Linked DNA regions of Homo sapiens: region 2 is linked to region 1. Evidence: chromatin loops called from intact Hi-C (ENCODE). Cell type or tissue: PC-3. All regions are shown on one strand. Links, peaks and the distances in the headings refer to the core of each region. The heading gives the core; the rest is flanking DNA.

Region 1 (9,234 bases), core at 619-8,618:
TATAATAATCTATTTCTGTGATCAACCAACTAATTTTAAACACAGAATGATACATGATTTTGTTCTTCAAATGATGCTTCATCAAGTTAGGAAAGGTACCTGCTGGTCTAAAAAAGCTGGAGGTTTCATTTTGTCTTGGTTTTAGATTTGGTGGCCAAATCGCACTATTACACACTAGTCCAGTAGCCAAACTGTCTATGGAAGTTAGGCAGGCAAAGATAAGTGGAAAAGGAAAGAAGTCAGTCAAACAGGGCATGGTGAGGGCTGTGAGAAGCATGAGCCCTGTATAAAGTAAGCAGCTGTTAACTCTAGCAGACAGTTCCCATTCTGAAATGTGAACCAAGTTGTGCCAGAACTTCCAATTTTTCTTTCTTTTTTTTTGAGACAGAATCTTACTCTGTCGCCCAGGCTTGAGTGCAGTGGCGTGATCTCGGCTCACTGCAGGCTCCGCCTCCCAGGTTCACGCCATTCTCCTGCCTCAGCCTCCCGAGTAGCTGGGACTACAGGTGCCCGCCACCACACCCAGCTAATTTTTTGTATTTTTAGTAGAGACAGGGTTTCACCGTGTTAGCCAGGATGGTCTCGATCTCCTGACCTCCTGATCTGCCCGCCTCGTCCTCCCAAAGTGCTGGGATTACAGGTGTAAGCCACCACGCCGGGCCCAGAACTTCCAATTTTTCAAGAAAAGCTGGAAATATGTATTTTAAAAGGATGTTATCCTATTTTAAAACCAAACTAATGTTTACAAATCATGAAATTGGTTTGGGAAAAAAATCATCTATAGCTTATATACATCGCACTATCAGCTGACAGGTGTAATAATCATTCCCAGTTAATTTCTGGTCATGACTAATCTGAAAGTTCTAACAACATAAATAGGCAATACACACTTTGCAAAACAATGAAAAAATAATGACCCTAACCCCAAGGATCCTGCAGTCAATTCTCTTGCGAAGGAAGTGATGCAATATAAACTACACTCTTGCTGGCAAGGATTGATTCCATATTACAAAACAACATCTGCAAAGCAGAGCTTTTAAAGGAATCTTACAGAGTAGTCCCACTTATAAAGAATCTAATCCAAACACAGTAATTACCAGGAAATTTGTAATGATTCAAGAGAACAAAGACTTTTGTTTTTAAATTTTGTAAATTGTTTTAAAAAAGAAGACAAGCAAGGAAGTTCCCTTTGCATTCAAAGGCTGAATGGAAGATTTATCTAGTAATACTAGTATTTATATGCAGTCATCCCTTGATACCAGCAGAGGGTTGGTTCCAGGACCTCTTGTGGATAGCAGAATTCTTGGATGCTCAAGTTCCTGACATAAAATGGCATAGTATTCGCATATAACCTATGCACATCCTCCTGTATACTTTAAATCATCTCCAGATACTTATAATGCCCAATACTATGCAAACACGATGTAAACAGTTGTTATACTATATTTTGGGGGAATGATGACCCAAAAAAGTCTGTACATGTTCAGTACAGATGTAGATTTCCAAATACTTTCTATTAGCAGTTGATTGAATCCACAGATGCAGGACACATAGATATAGAGGGCTCTAATAGTATGACTAACACTAACTAGTATGACTAGGGTTTACTTTGGAGTTTACAGGAATATACTAAAATTATTAATAAAACTTATGCAATTTTTATTTTTAAATATTGTCCTTTAAGAACTATTTGAAGACCCACCATCTCCATAAGGCTTTTCTTGACACCTCTAGCCTGGAGTGATCTTTCTCCCTCCACTGGACTTTCAGGACAATTACTGTCTCTACAATTTATTTGCCAATTAATTGGATGTTGCACTGGGGCATCTCATCTATTACCCTTTTAAGCAATTAAATGTTTCACTGCTATCTAGTATTTTAAATGCTTCTACATTTGTTTATATTCTCTAATAGTTCCTAGAACAGTGTTATTTCAAGGGTTCCAGTCTGCAAACTGTCTGTTGCTTGGTCTGTGATAAGTAAGGAAATAAAGAGTTTAGTAACTTTTACGACAATTTGACATTACAGTGGCAGCCAAGAGCAAGATTAGTGGACTCATTTTATTCAATAAAGTATAGAGCAGTCTGGATGCTATCAAACTCACATGGTGAGGTTGCATGATGAGGTCCTGTATGATACAAGCTGGATTGGTCACACACAGTCTGACCATGTTACAAAGTGTCATATTTAAGGGTATTATACAAACTCTTAACTCAAAATATTATTTGCACTGTATTAAGAGGTAGGGCCTTTGGGAGGTGATTAGATTATAAGGGTTCTACCCCCATGAATAGAATTAGTGCTCTTATAAAAATGGCTTGAGGGAGCTTGCTTGCCCCTTCTGTCATGTAAGGACACAGCAAAAAGGCACCAGCTATGACGAATGGATCCCAACAGACACCAAATCTGCTATCAATATCTTGATCTTGGACTTTCCAAATTCCAGAACTGTGAGCAATACATTTCTGTTGCTTATAAGTTGCTGAGTTTAAGGTATTTTGGTATAGCAGCCCAAACAAACTAAGACATTAGGGAAATAAAAAGTACATTATTTATTTTTAATCCTAATTTGGTTTCACGCCTAATCCTTTGCAAAATAAGCTTTATGGACTCCTTTGTCTCCAAAATACATGTATTTTCTGAGTGTACAGTCATTGCAAACCAAATTATGGTGAAGGAAGCAGGTTCAGAGAAATGAAGACCAAAAGAGATTGTACTAGCTGTTACTTGGAGGTGTGATTTCCTCACATATTGAGTTTGGTTTTGAAGCCAAAACCGATGGAGAAGTGTGTTATTTGCAGAGATGACTAATGAAGCAATCAAACCATCAAAATTAGACAGCATTTATATATAAAACAAACATTACTTCAAGGCCAAAATAATTCTCTGAAAAAAAAAAATGATAGCTTTAAAAGCTGATGTTTACAGGATAGTCTAACCCTGATCAAGGCAGCTCATTCAGGTTGGGCTGGTTCAAAGAAGCACTGCTCTTGGATCTGAATTCTGGAAGAGCTTTTTCAAAGATTACGTGTTCCTTCCTAGAGTTACTCCCTGATAGACATAGGACCTCAAGCCACATCTTTAGGGCTTTTCACCATCTTTATTCTCAGGTTATCTGCAACTTCAACGAATAAACTGCCTTCTGGGGTTTGATGAGAGGTAAAAGTTCATGATTATTATAAAGTAACCTTATGGCCGGGTGCAGTGGCTCACGCCTGTAATCCCAGCACTTTGGGAGGCCAAGGTGGGCGGATCACAAGGTCAGGAGATTGAGACCATCCTGGCTAGCACGGTGAAACCCTGTCTCTACCAAAAATACAAAAAAATTAGCCAGAAGTGGTGGCACACGCCTGTGGTTCCAGCTACTCGGGAGGTTGAGCAGAAGAATCACTTGAACTCAGGAGGCGGAGGTTGCAGTGAGCCAAGATCACGCCACTGCACTCCAGTCTGGGTGACAGAGCGAGACTCTGTCTCAAAAACAAACAAACAAAAACAAAAAAAAGTAACCTTATCACACCATACCTAAGGTGTTATGTTGTTTGTTTTTCAATTAGAGTTTAAATTTATTTTTTAAATGTATATTTAATATGTATCCCATTTGTAAATTAGAATGTTTAGCTTTGTAGAAATAGTCATTAATCTGTGAAAAGTGAATCTTCAGCCTTAACTTCCCGGGCTCAAGTGATTCTCTCACCTCAGCCTCCTAAGTAGCTGGGGACTACAGGTGCATGCCAGCACGCCCAGCTGATCTTTTAAATTTTTAAAAAATTTTCACTAGAGACAAGGTCTCACTATGTTACCCAGACTGGCCTTGAACTCCTGAGCTGAAACAATCCTCCTGCCTCAGCCTCCCGAAGTGCAGGTATTACAGGTATAAGCCACCATGAATGGCCAAACCTCCACATTTTGAATATCTAAAGAGATTAATAATAAATCTTCCGAGTAAGGATTATGTCATCTGTTACTATGTTTTTATAGCTCCAAGGGTGTTTGGCTTTCCAAGGTGTTGCTAGTCTGTTCCTTGCTTGTTCACCATGAATGAATTACTTATTTCTTTGCCTGCCCTTTAGTTCCAGCATATTCAGGAAAGGAGTGGTGCAGAGTCAACAGTGAATGGCATTTCCTATTTTACAAAACTGGCAACACGTAAGCCTTAACTAAATAACATAGGATGTATAAATAAAAATGTAGGTGAATTTGGCAATTCTCTTTGGTCTATACATATTATATACACACATAAATAGGCTATAAGTTAATTTCACTTAAGGTGAAATAACAGTTGCACAACTCAGATTTCTCAAACTTGAATTTATTTTCATGGAGGATTTCACAAAGTCAATTTAAACCAGATTGGAAAAAAATCACAAAAATTAATACACAATAATCCTACTATTTTAATATGTATGAATAAAAGGTAAAGACTATACTATAGTGTTTAAAGCAGTTTAAACACTTTATTACAGTAAAAATTACAGTAAAAATATTTAAACAGGGTAACCTTAGTTCCACTCTCTAGAGGTTCCTATTGTTAACTTATATATTCTTCCATAAAACTTTATGTTCCTATACCCTATGTATATACATATTTAAAACAAAATTATATATAATATGTAAAATATACACTGTATCTTACGTGTCATATTAATATATCTTGTCTGTATGTGATATATATCATATAATCTGATCTACATGTTTTTCTCAATTAGGATGTCTTAAATACTAAAGGTAACATTAGCAGTAAATAGTAAAGCAGGCTTATATCCCAAACATTTCATCTGTTCTCCCACACTTCTGCGGGAGTTAGGCAAGGCCATGCTATTAGCTCTGCCCGGCAGGCTGTGGGATACACACACACTTCTGGGCCAAAGCACAGAAAAGCTGGTGTGCACATGCTTTGGTGACTGAGGAACCTCTGTGTTTGAGATGGCAGAGCCACAAGATCAAAGCAGCTTGCGTGCTCAGGGATTGCCTGGAGAGTCCCCTGGATTGACAGAAAAGTTTATGTGACTGAGAAATAAGCCTTCTTACATTAAAGCCACTGAGACTTTGGGGTTGTTTGTAACTCTAGCATAACCTACCCTATCTTAATCAGCAACCCTTTCACATTACCATATTTGCATACCTCATTTTCCTAAATAACAGCATAGATATGTTATAATTGAGATGTCAGCCCCTACTGATGTACTTTTAGGTTGCTCCTGCTTTTGTGGTTGCTATTGTTACTATAAACAATGTTATCATTAACATCACCTTACCCACAATTTTCCTAACCCAAACAAGCATTTCTGTGGGGGAAAATTTCTTCAAGTGAGAACTGATGGGTCATAGAATACTAAATTTGATGTTTTGGAAGGCCAAGGTGGGAGGACTGTTTGAGGTCAGGAGTTCAAGATCAGCCTGGGCAACATAGTAAAACCTTGTCTCCGCAAAAAAATTTAAAAATTACCCAGGCATGGTGGTGCATGCCTGTGGTCCTAGTTACTCAGGGGGCTGAGGCAGGAGGATTGCTTGAGCCCAGGAGTACGAGGCTGCAGTGAGATATGATCATGCCACTGCACTCCAGCTTGGATGAGAGCCTGTCTCTTTAAAAAAAAAAAAAAAAGTAAATTTGAAAGAAATATTTAAGTAATACGTCAATAATCAGAATTCAAAAGATATAAAAGGAATGCAGTAAAAGTTTTCCCTCACAGCTTATCCCAGAACTTCCAGTGCTTTTATCCGACTATAACCAATGCTATCGATTTCTAATGTATTCTGAGCACTATGAATGGAATATTTGTGTCCCACCCCCTGCCACGCCAAAATTCATACATTGAAATCTAACTCCTAATGTGATGGTATTTGGAGAGGGGGCCTTTGGGGTTAACCAGGTCATCAAGGGTAGAGCCCTCATGAATGAGACTAGTGCCCTTACAGGAAGAGGCCACAGAGCTAACATACTCTTTTTCCACCATGTAATAATACAATGAGAGGGTGGCAGTCTGCAACCCAGCAGAGGTCACTCACAAAAACTCAACTATGTCAGCACCCTAATATTGGACTTCCTGGCCTCCAGAACTGTCAGAAATAAATTTCTGCCATTTATAAGCTACCTACTTTATGATATTTTGTTAGAGCAGCCTGAAAGACTAAGACATTGAGAAATTTTGTATGCAAATTTTATGCCTTTAGGTATAGCCATACGTATATATGTAAACATGTGTACGTATACGTACATATAAATACACACATGCACACACATATGTATATTTAGGGTAGATTTGAGAGATATTTCTAAATTGTATCTCAAAGAAAATGCCTGCTCTCCCACACCCCCTCCTAGGGCTGTTTTTATTCATTTTTGTTTTTGATAAAAAAAAAAAAAAAAACTGTCACCCATCCTGGAGTGCAGTTGTGCAATCATAAGCTCACTGCAGCCCCAAATTCCTGAGCTCAAGCAATCATCCCACCTCAGCCTCCTGAGCTGCTAAGACTACAGGCATGTGTCACCACACCCAACTAAATTTTTTTGTTTTTTATTCTATAGACATGGGGGTCTTGTTATGTTGCCCAGGCTGGTCTTGCACTCCTGGCCTCAAGCAATCTTCCCCACTTGGCCTTCCAAAGTGTTGGAATTACAGGCATGAGCCACTGTATCTGGCCTAGGCCTTTTTTTTTTTTTTTTTCTTTTTCTGAGACAGAGTCTTGCTCTGTTGCCCAGGCTGGAGGGCAGTGGCGTGTTCTTGGCTCACTGCAGCCTCCACTTGCTGGGTTCACACGATTCTCACACCTCAGCTTCCCATATAGCTGGGATTACAGGCATGTGCCACTATGCCTGGCTGATTTTTGTATTTTTGGTAGAGACAGGGTTTTACCATGTTGGCCAAGCTGGTCTCAAACTCCTGGCCTCAATTAATCTGCCTGTCTTGGCCTCCCAAAGTGCTGGGATTATAGGTGTAAGCCACTGTGCCCAGCCATTGGGCTGTTTTTAAAATAAGGGGCACTCATGCAGAGTTTCTGTGCTCAGCAATAATAGCAACTGCTAATACTTGGACAGGCCTTTTGCATCATCTTATTAGAAGGGGTCCAACTATAATTGTCAGGTGAGCTAATAATCTATACAGTATTTGCAGTACAAATTCACAATGATCAATGATCTGCTTCTCTAAAGACAGGCAAAAACTAATTAATGCTTCCTCTATACCTAAAGGCAGTGGGAAAGGGCTAAGTAAAGGGTGAAGGGAAAAGGCCAGGACAAAGCAAAAGCAGTGGCATGCAGGTGACCTTGACAGGCATGAGCAGGAAGCAGCCAGGAGAATGATGTGGCTGAAAGGTGTACATGAACACTGGGGAGAAGTGGCAAAGGGGAGGAAGTAGTGGGTAGCCAGAGCCAGGAACCAATGTGACAAGGGACTATATATGAAGGGTGAGGAAGCTGCAGAGAAGAGCACCCAGACAGCAGACAGGGAGGCTGAGAAAGGGAGGAGAGAGTAGGTGGCAAGAGAAACAGAAGCGCAGATACAAAGAGTTCTAAGGGTGACCCTGAAGTTCAGAGTTCACAGACTCAGAAAAGGTACAGATGGTTGGGTGTCCTGTGTCAGAATGTGCTGGAGGATTTCCCCTGGTAATTTAGGTCTAAATAGCAAATGATTGAAAATTCCTGATCTCTGTTTCTCATGTTTATACTTTTGGGGAACCATAAGGTTAAGTCCGTAACTTTTTTTTTTTTTTTTGAGACAGAGTCTCGCTCTATTGCCCAGGCTGGAGTGCAATGGCGTGATCCTGGCTCACCGCAATCTCTGCCTCCTGGGTTCAAGGATTCTCCAGCCTCAGCCTCCCAAGTAGCTGGGATTACAGGCACCCACCACCATGCTCGGCTAATTTTTATATTTTTAGTAGAGACGGGGTTTCACCATGTTGGCCAGGCTGGTTTCGAACTCCTGACCTCAAGTGATCTGCCTGCCTCGGCCTCCCACAGTGCTGGGATTACAGGCGTGAGAAATCTAACTTTTAATATGCCTTTAAATAACTCTGTCCACTTATCACAATTTCCTCGGCTTAGGATAAATCTATTCTGTTTGAGGAGTTGTCTTTTTTTTTGGTAATTTAATATTTATGAGTCTTTTAAAAAGTAGATTAAATTATCTGGCCTTTTAAATTCTGAATTAATTTTAATGGGTTTAGGTTATTTGCCTTATGGCATTACACTGAAACCTTGGCAGACAGACAGCAATTGTAGCAACGGCTTCACCAAAAGTGAGTGTATTCCTTAAGAAGAGAGGGAGAAGGCTATCAGCCTGAGAGGCACCAAAGGATGAGGAAGACTTGAAAAAGACTGGGAGACACCATCAATAATGAAGAAAAGAGGAAGGAGCAGTTTCTGCTCTCAAAAGGGCATCTACATTTCCAGTTCAGACATTTCTTCCAACTGCCTATAGGATATTTCAACTAGGATGTCTCACTAGGCATCCCAGACTCAATGCATTTAAAACATAACTCAAGTAAACCTCTACCAGTCAAACCTACTCATCCTGTTGTCTTCCTCATCTCCATGAATGGCTATCCACTTAGCCAAAAAGAAACTGGAAGTCAAGTGAGGCCTTTCTTCCCCTCCCTATGTCCAGTCAATGAGGATGCATGCTGCATCTCCCAAATCCATCCCCGCTACTCCAGCCCCAATCCTTGGTCTGAGTTGATTTTCTACAGTACTTACTACCTAGTTTTCCCTAACTTCAATGTGACTACTAATTCTTCTTCATTTTTATATCTTTTACTTCTAATCATGAAATATTTCAAACCTTGTAGTAGACACTGTATGCCCTCTAGCCACATTTATCTCCCAACCCTCACCCTCTTTTTTTTTTTTTTTTTTTTTTTTTTGCCAGGAGGGCTCTGATGCTGCTCAGGTGTTCATCCCTCACCAAGCCATGTGTTCCAGAAATGGAATGCTATCCCCAGCTCCAAGAGAATGGATCTTGGTTAGTCTAAGGTAAAGCTGGGAATTCCAGTCCTCTTGTCATTGATGAGATTAGGAAGCTTTTCTTGGATCTGAGTAAAGATGTGGGGCAATCCTTTTTGAAAGCTGTCATATGCACGTGTTGCCTGAGTTTTCATCTTGAGTTGAGGAGAGCCAGTCTAAAAGGACAAGTCAAAATGCTGAGGAAATGGAAGGCACCTGGGTCCTTGAAAACATAACTGAGCAACTGAATTATCCAACCCAGGACCCATTCTACTACTACACTTCTTGTTATGGGA
Region 2 (9,234 bases), core at 984-8,983, 48 kb after region 1:
TTGGATTGGGCTTGATCACCAACTTACCATGGGAGTCAATCTCTGTCTCTTTTTTCTCATTTATGAGAGAATAAACCTCCCTGTACCTACTTTAAATTTTAGTTAAGAATACTTATGAAAACTTTTTTTTTTTCAGATGACCAACTGTTTACTTCATTTCTCCCCTGCACCTAGGCTGCCAAGTACTATGAAAAACAACAACAACAACAACAACAAAAACTCAGGTTGACCAATTGGAAACTCTATAAATCCATGGAGTTCAACATCAGGAGGACCTTTGGCATTGTCTGGTGATCCTTGTACTTGTCCTTCAACAGCTCCCAAATCAGAAGGTAAACCTATTCACTCTCACCTCAAGTCGATGTTTCTACCATTCCCCCCACTCTCAGCCAACATCTTGCCTTCTATTTCACAAAGCAAAATAAAATCCAATAGACAGAAACAACTCTGACTTCCTGCCACTTTACCTACATCCACCCTAATCCTGACCACCTTTTTTCCTGAGCCTGAAAAAGAGGGAGCCCCAGAGCTCTGGAACCCATCCTCTCTCACTTCCTCAAGCATCTTGTTCCATCAATGATCAACTCCAATTCCCACAGACATGCCTAAGACTCTTCACCTTTAAAAACAAACAACACAATATTTTCCACCAGTTCTGCAGCCCTTCTATCAAATAGTCCATATCCACCTCATCTACTCCTCAGCTCAATGCAACCTGGCTAACTCCCTACCATTCTACCAAGGCTTCCCATCACCAAACTCAATGGTCTCCTCCATTCTTTGCTTCTGTGATCTCTCTACAGCAGTGGTCCCCAACCTTTTGTGCACCAGGAACAGGTTCTGTGGAAGACCATTTTTCCATGGACCCAGGGGGGTGGTTTCAGGGTGAAACTGTTCCACCTCAGATCATCAGGCATTAGAGTCTCATAAGGAGTGTGCACTCATAAGGAGTGTGCACACGCACAGTTCGCAATAGGGTTTGCACTCCTCTGAAAATCTAATGCTGCTCATCTGTCAGGAGGTGGAGCTCAGGCTGTAATGCTTGCTGGCCCGCTGCTCACCTCCTGATGTGCAGCCCAGCCCGGTTCCTAACAGACCACCGTACCGGTCAGGGGCCTGGGGGTTGGGACCCCTGATCTACAGCATTTACTACTGCTGTTGTTTCCTTCTAGAAATTCTCTCCTCTGTTAGTTTCTCTCGTACCATTACTTTCTAGTTTATTTCTTTTATTGACTCTTCTTCCCCTAAAACCTTCAAATGTTAGAACTGTCTGCCAGTGGAAGTAGAAATTGATATGACCATTTTGAAAAACACTTGATGAAATGTAAAGTTTTTTTTGTTGTTTTTTGAGACAGGGTCTCACTCTGTCACCCAGGCTGGTATGATCTCAGCTCACTGCAACCTCTGCCTCCCAGGTTCCAGAGATTCTCTCACCTCAGTCTCCCCAGTAGCTGGGACTACGGGCACATGCTACCACACCTGGCTAGTTTTTGTATATTTTGGTAGAGACGGGGTTTCACCATGTTGACCAGGCTGGTCTCGAACTCCTGACCTCAGGTGATCCACCCACCTCGGCCTCCCAAAGTGCTGGGATTACAGGCATGACCACTGTGCCTGGCCAAAATGTAAAGTTTTACATTTGTTTATGTCTTGTAGCCAAGTTATTCTACTTCTAGGAATCCATACCAAGAAGAATTGTGATCTTAGAAAATAATTCTCATACAGACATATTAAATGCAATGTTACTTATAATACTAATATGCTACTATGCTTGAATTAATGGTAAATAGGGTGCAAAATTGTCTGTAGAATGTCGTCTCAACTATGTGGCAAATACATGCATAGTTTTTTCCTAACAGTGACTTTCTTGGGGAATGAGAATTGAATTATGGGTGAATATTATTATCTTATTGTCTTTATATATTTCTATATTTTTCAATTTTTCTACAAGAATCATGTATTTATAAATTTAGATAAAAAAAGAAACAATTTTGAGAAACAAACCAGAGGTCCAAAAGACCTTTTTGTGAAAGATGGTATTTACCTTCACTTCTCACTGTATACATTCTCTAATAAGGTAATCTCATATACTTCAAAAGCATCAAATGTCATCATATACAGATGACTGTAACACCTATGTCCTGACTACACACCACTCTAATCTGCTTCAAAACTGTACAGTCCAGTACTTCCATCTGGCTACTAGACAATTCCATGTGATGACTCGCAAGAACAATAGCCTCAGCCTGTTATCTTACCTTCTAACCCACACTCCAAATTTTCTTTCCTCTTGCATCTCTACTCTTTGTAAACAGCACCATCGAAATCAAATACCAAAGCCAATCAATTCTACCTTCTCAACAGATATGAAAACCACGCCTCTGTGTCTCTCTTCCCACTTTCTCACTAGTCTCACTTGGACTCTTTCAACAATTTCCTAAATGTTCTCTCTACTTCCAGCTTCAGTCATGTGATTATATATCTCCTTCATTAACACCACAGTCTTCTAAAATGTAAATCTGATCAAGTCATTTCCCTAATTAAAATCCTTCAATGGCTCCCCATCACCACATAATAAAAAATCTTTAGCATAGGATTTGATGAATTTATTCTTATTCTATGGCCAACTTGCCAACTTCCTGCTCACACTTTAGTTCAAACATCTCCTTTGAAGCTTCCGTTTACCTCCCAGAAATAGTTGGATGCATCCTCCTCTGAGTTCCTGGGGCATGCCATCCATATCTCCATCACAGCATGGATTACACTGCTGTAATTATTTCCATGTCTGTCTTTCCCTATAGACCTGGATTACACAGGGGCAAGGGAAGGATTCTATTCATTTTTGTATCTCTAAAACCTAGCATATAGTTGATGGATAATTAACTGCTAATTGCTTAAATGAATGATTTGGCTCACAAACGAACAAAAAGTACATGATGGATTAACAAATTATGGATCTTTTTTTCCACACTTCTGAACCAATGCTCTAGAATCAATATATGCAAGATGGCAAATTTACCCAATAAATTTGTCAATAAATTATTGAAACAAACAGTAAATTCAACATTAGGAAGCATGGTATCTGCTTCAAGTTCAAACAACTGTCTCGCAGTGATATTTAAAGTACGCACATTTTAAACTTAATTATTAGAATCTTCCCCCAACCTCTTATTTCCTCTTTCTCAGGAATACACTTGAAAGTCACCTTTCATAGCTACTGATTTCAAATATAGGCAAAAATTATCTTAGTTTCCTAAAAACAGAATGAAAATTCAAATACTTTTTTTACTAGCAATATCAACAACTTCAGCATACTGGAATCAGTCCAAACTAAAGAAAAATAAAATCTCCTTTTCACTCCACGGAAAGTTTCTTTTACATTAATTGCAAGCATAGGCAATAGGTAACCCTTGGGAATTTTAGCTTATTAATCAGAATCATCATTAAGATCTAACTCATAAGAGCTTACATGAAGGAATAAAAATGGATCCTGGCAGAGTAGACTAGTAAAAATTTATGAAACTCTGAAAAACAGATCTCTTCCTTACTTAGCCATTCAGAATTCCTCACAAATGAGTCACCTTCCTCCAAGAAAAGCAAAGTTCCACCTGAAATAAACCTGAATGTGAAAAGCTTGCACATCTAAAGGAATCAACTTCAGTTCTTCTCTGGGCTAAAGGGAGAAATCATTGGCGAAGCCAATGGCAAACAACAAATAAGAAATAATTCTTGCTTCACTTTGGGATACATTATACACTTTATGCAGTGGTGACAGATTTAATTTTATTTAACAAGCTAACATCAGAATTAGTTTGTACTCCCTGTACACAGACCAACTGGGCCAGGTTAACACAGTAAAAACATTTATGGAAGTAAAAACATCCCATAAATGTGAAATTCTTGAAAGGCATCTGAGACTCAAAATAAAATTAGAAAGTGATTTGAGAAGTAATAAACACAGGGTAAAGGTTGAATAGGCACAATAAAGTCCGTAACTATAGCTACAGAATACATGAATTGAAAGTAGAGAGCTGGAAGTAGAGTTTCCTGGAATGAGGGAACTGGATGAATCTGCACGCTTTAACTGTGGTCCCTATGAAGATGCCAACATATGATATACAAATGTGTATGTGTACATGTGTGAGTGTAGCTTCACTCACACACGCACACATCCCATATTTGGCAGTTACTCTTGCAGTCTCTGCAAATCCACGAAGTCATGACACACCTTCAACTAACAATAAAATTGTTGGTTCCATCCCCATTGGCTGCAATGAGGTTTATGATGCCATATGTAAGGTCAAAGGATTGCTACAAACCTTTAATTGCTTGCTGATTTTTGTACTGTTTCCTCCATGATTTCCTTGAGGACTCCTTGTGGCCTTTTTTAAAAACACACTTTTATTGAAGTATAACATTCATACATAAGAATGTACACATCTTTAGTACACGTAACCACTGCCTGTGCCAAGACTGTTCCCGGCACCCCCAGATACCCTCCTTTAGTCTCCTCCTAATTACTGTCCCCTCTCTCTTCTCCAAAAATAACTATTATCCTGACTTCTTACACCATAGATTAGTGTTGCTTGTTTTTGAATTCTATATAAATGAAAGCATAGAGTACGTATTGTTTTCTGTCTGGCTTCTTTTGCTCAATGTTATGATTGTGAGATTAATTCATGCTGATGTATGTAGCTGTAATTCATTCACCTTTGTTGTCATCTAGCATTCTATTGTATGAATACAATTTATTTTTCCATCCCACTGTTGATGGACATTTGTGTTTTTTCTTAGGTTTCGACTCCTACTCCTACATCTAACATAGTACTTTCCCCCTTTATTTCTACACTGCAGAAGCTGCAGGTCTAGTATTATTTCTTGCATGCCTAATATCATTCATTCACTTAAAAAAATCTTTGGCAACTATTACAAATCAAAATAGGTCTGTAGAAGCCAAAATAAATGGAGAGGAGGTCACAACAGAGTAAACAATACATGTTGTGAAACATACTCATCTCTGGAACGCACAGCACAGGGCTCTTTGGATGAGGTTGTCTGAAGCACTAACTCATGGATCCATGCTATGATAGTCTGTAGGACTAGCTTTCATTGGCTGAGAGTATATAGTCATTCTTATTCCCTTGTTCTTCTTTTACTCTCATTTTTAAGGCAGGCATTTCAGAATGACAGCATTATAATGACGGTACCGAATTTTGCAGCTTTAAACAAAATGTATCTTAGTTGCCATCAATCAGAATGTGCATGCAGATGCTATTCTTGGATGATTTTTTTTTTCTTTTTGAAATAGTATAGACCACACAGCAGCTATACTATGGTCAGTGAGACCACCCTGCCTGGGAACACAAAGACTTCTGTTGTATGAGGGAGAGATATGGACAATTTCCACAAAAAGCATAGGAGCCTTCATCCTCTTCATGTCTGCTGCTCCAGATTCCAGCGCTTCACATCTCCTCAGACATCTCATCCTTTGCAGAAGACTCTCTGTCCTCTCAAATGTCTTTCTCTCTCTACGGCCTCCTTCCCATCATTACCTATTCACACTCAACTCTCTTGGCTTAAAAAGTAGCAGAAAAACAAAAACCTGTAGCTATGGTCTTCTCTCCTTTCCAACACACTTCTTGAAAGCAATATCACTCAGTCTCTAGTTGTTCACCCCTACTGACTAACCCACTACAAACTGTTTTCCACCTCTACCTCTCCACTGAGATCACCCTAATGAAAGTCATCAATGCCCTCTTGGATGCTGTATTTAATGGACACCTCTTCATCCTTCTCTTCCTTGGCCTTTCTCAAGTGTGCAACTTTGCTGACCCCTCTCTTCTCAACTTCTGTGATATCAGACTTTCCTGTTTTCTTCCAACCTCCATGGACACTCCTCTTCAGACTCCTCTCAGGGTCCTTATTATTCTGACTGTCCCTTAAATACAGATCTCTTTGAAGGTTCAATCCTTGGCCCTTTTCTCACATTTTATGCTCATTTCTGATCATCTAAATCTCAGAGGCATGTTCTATGAGCACTTTGATCTCAACATGAGAAGAGGTACTGGGAAATATCCTCCTTTTTCCAATATTCTTCTCGATATTCTACACATACAGTCATCCCCTCCCCCCAAGTCTGTATCATTGCTCTCTATTCCTTTCCATATGTATGAAGCAGGGGTAGCAGAAATGTCAAGCACTTTGAAGTCCTGTCAGTCTGGCTTCAAATTCAAACTGCTTCTTAATCAGTTATGTGACTTTGGCAAAGCCATCTTCTTTCTCTGTAAACACGTGTTTCATACCTGTATAACACCTATCTTGTAGGGTTGAATAGATTATAAGAGATTAATGAATGAAAACCACCTAACACTGCACCTGATGATGCCTAGTAGCTGCCCCAATAATTAGTTTCCTTCCCATTTTCCATTTTATGGAATCTAATCCTGTCTTCCCAACTGTAATGAATTTAAGGCAGAGCTAATCCTTTAAGAATCCTTTGGCCGGGCACGGTGGCTCATGCCTGTAATCCCAGCACTTTGGGAGGACGAGGTGGGCAAATCACCAGGTCAAGAGATAGAGACCATCCTGGCTAACACGGTGAAACCCCATCTCTACTAAAAATACAAAAAATTAGCTGGGCGTGGTGGCGGGCACCTGTAGTCCCAGCTACTCAGGAGGCTGAGGCAGGGGAATGGCGTGAACCCAGGAGGTGGAGCTTGCAGTGAGCCGAGATCGCACCACTGCACTCCAGCCTGGACGACAGAGCAAGACTCCACCTCAAAAAAAAAAAAAAAAAATAGACTCCTTTAACCCTATCAGACTGGTCTTCTCACCGTCCCTGAACATGTCACAACCATTCACAGAGGCACCCCTGCATGGAATGCTCTCCCTTGCCATTCTTACTTCATGCATACCTAAGTCTTATTCACATTCCAGCATTCAGCCCAATCCCTTAATCAATAAAGGCCTTCCTTAACCACCAAAGCTCAGACTCCTCAGAAATTTTCTCCACATGTGAACTGTAGAATATTGCTACTAATCATCAGGCATTTATTATATGCTACTTTCGGGGGTTACATATCTTTTCATTCCATTTATCTCCAATTATATCATTATTCTTGGAACGAATTATATGTAGTCCTCAGTATACACAGTTTCTAGCAAAAAGCTTTAAGTAATACCTGTTGATTGGTAATGTTAATTGTTAATTTGTAATAACTGAGAGCATAACATCATTTAATATTTTCAACTGTTCCTTTAAAATATGCATTTAGACAACTGGAATCCTAGAATGTATGACTTTAGAGGCCACATAGACCAATATTCCAGATGCACAACATCTCTTTACAAGAACCTAATGAGTGAACCTTTAACTCCAGTTTCAATAAGTTCACATGACCAGAAACTCATTACCTTCTTTGGGAACCATTTGATGTCTAAGTAGCAGTTCCAAAATACAACTATCAATATCAGGAGATTAACATATGATATATTGCTAAGATTTAATTCTTGAACCCTATTCAAATTCTACCAAATGCCCCAATAAATGTCCCTTATAGCAAAAGTATACAGTTCAGCATCATGCTTCACCTTTAGTTGTTATGTCTTGTTATTCTCGTTGCTTCTAGAATACTTCCTCAGTCTTTCTTGGAATTTAACATTTTTGAAGGTTACAGGCTAGTTATTTTAAAGACTGGCCTTCAATCTGAGCTTGCTAGGTGTTTCCTCTGATTAGATTCAGGTTATGCATCTTTAGCAGGAATGTCACAGAGGAAGTAATGCTGTGTTTTTCTCATTGCACCTGATCACATGGTACATGATTCTGATTTGTCCCATTTCTGACATTGTTCATTTTGATCACTTCATTAAGGTAGCATCTGTCAGGCTTCTCCACTGTAACAATAATCTTTTTTTCTTTGGTATTAATTAATTGAACATTTTGTAGGGAGATACTAAGTAAATATCCCATTCCTCATCAAACTTCAAAAGTTATTTATTAGTTTATGTAAGTATGGACTCATGGTTTCCGATTTCATTTTGATGATTAAACTGACCCAGATTTAGCTAGTGGGTACTCACTTAAGCTGCTTTCTGAATCTGTTTTACATTTTTCATCATTCTTTGAGGATTTCCTTGCTTTCTGAAAATACAAGATGCCCCCGGCTCACCTTGTATTAATATTTACTTTGTGACAACCCTGGAATTACCCATTTCTCCACAAAGCCCTGATTTCTTTCAGTGGAGGATGGTACTAGGTGTGACCATTGCTATTATATTAAGGTATCACTGCTCCCAGGTCCTCACAATGGACAGAGATGGGGAATACATAATGTATGGATATAGGTGCATACGCATTCACATCTATATTTACTCCTCTGTCTAGCTGTATATTGAAAACTTCTGATTCCAATCTAACTACAAAGGGTTGACTGTACTTTTCCCCTTTCCATATTTGGAGCTCTCTTTTATGACCATGAGAAACCTGACTCCATTATCCTCAACATATTTACTTGTTTGTCAATCTCCCTGTTTATCACTTATCTCCCACTGCTGTCACCAAGACCATGCCAGCACGGATGCTCTTTTTCCATACTCAGGTCCTCATGCATTGGCCCCCTCTTTACTCAACTTGGCTCCAAACTCTAATCTGGGCCCCTGTGGCTCCCCTTCCCCTGGGATGGATGCCTACCTTGCTGTGCCCCAACCCAATGGCTTTAGGACCAAATTCTTCAGGAGGAAGAGAAGAAGAGGAAGAAAAGGAGCAGAAAGATAAATCTACATCTCTTCACTTTTACCCACTGGCATGAATTCTGTCTTTTGGGGTCTCCCAGAATAAACATAATCAATTCATACGCAAGTATTTGAGGTTGGTGTTCATGTCCTGTCTTGTTCCTTCAGTCATTCCTTAAATGACATGGTTTCAAGTACCCTCAACATATTGAGCATTCTTTTCTGAATAAATCCTATTCTGTCTACATAGCTTGTAAAACTGTGTAGAGGAGGCACTTTTGGTTGCCTATCCAATATCCTATTCTGCCCCTAAAATTCCTTCTTTCCTAAAAAAGCCTGACTTTGTTCAGGTATCCACTCCCTTCCATACAGCCACATGCTGCAGGAAATGAGAAATCTATCATCAGCGCCTGACTATTCCATCATGATAACCACATTCCTCTTACCAGTGGCAGGTTTAATAATGGGCATGTGACCAAATGCTAACTAATGTGACATGTAAGG

What was found. A loop is a pair of places that touch in the nucleus more often than their neighbours do. Peaks named below come from ENCODE experiments on the same cell type or tissue, not always from the same donor. Only the 100,000 strongest peaks of a DNase experiment are listed, where the experiment ranks them.
Region 2: a loop joins it to region 1, with 4 times the contacts of the local background. A loop is called at or near these places in 9 of 110 quality-filtered maps.

The regions. Positions count from the first base shown.
Region 1 is chr17:32,802,784-32,812,017 of GRCh38, forward strand. The region is part of intron 1 of MYO1D (myosin ID); the gene reads right to left. Among named protein-coding and RNA genes, the nearest start is that of MYO1D-DT, 69 kb to the right of the region's middle. In PC-3, for the core only: no CTCF peak of the experiment used is centred there; DNase peaks (open chromatin) are centred at 2,408 and 4,078; H3K27ac peaks cover 3,491 bases.
Region 2 is chr17:32,850,806-32,860,039 of GRCh38, forward strand. All of the region lies in intron 1 of MYO1D (myosin ID), which reads right to left. It overlaps LOC124903981 (a long non-coding RNA gene), which reads left to right. Exons shown (of 4, transcript XR_007065713.1): 4 at 175-591. Among named protein-coding and RNA genes, the nearest start is that of MYO1D-DT, 21 kb to the right of the region's middle. In PC-3, for the core only: no CTCF peak of the experiment used is centred there; no DNase peak of the experiment used is centred there; H3K4me3 peaks cover 1,200 bases; H3K27ac peaks cover 1,443 bases.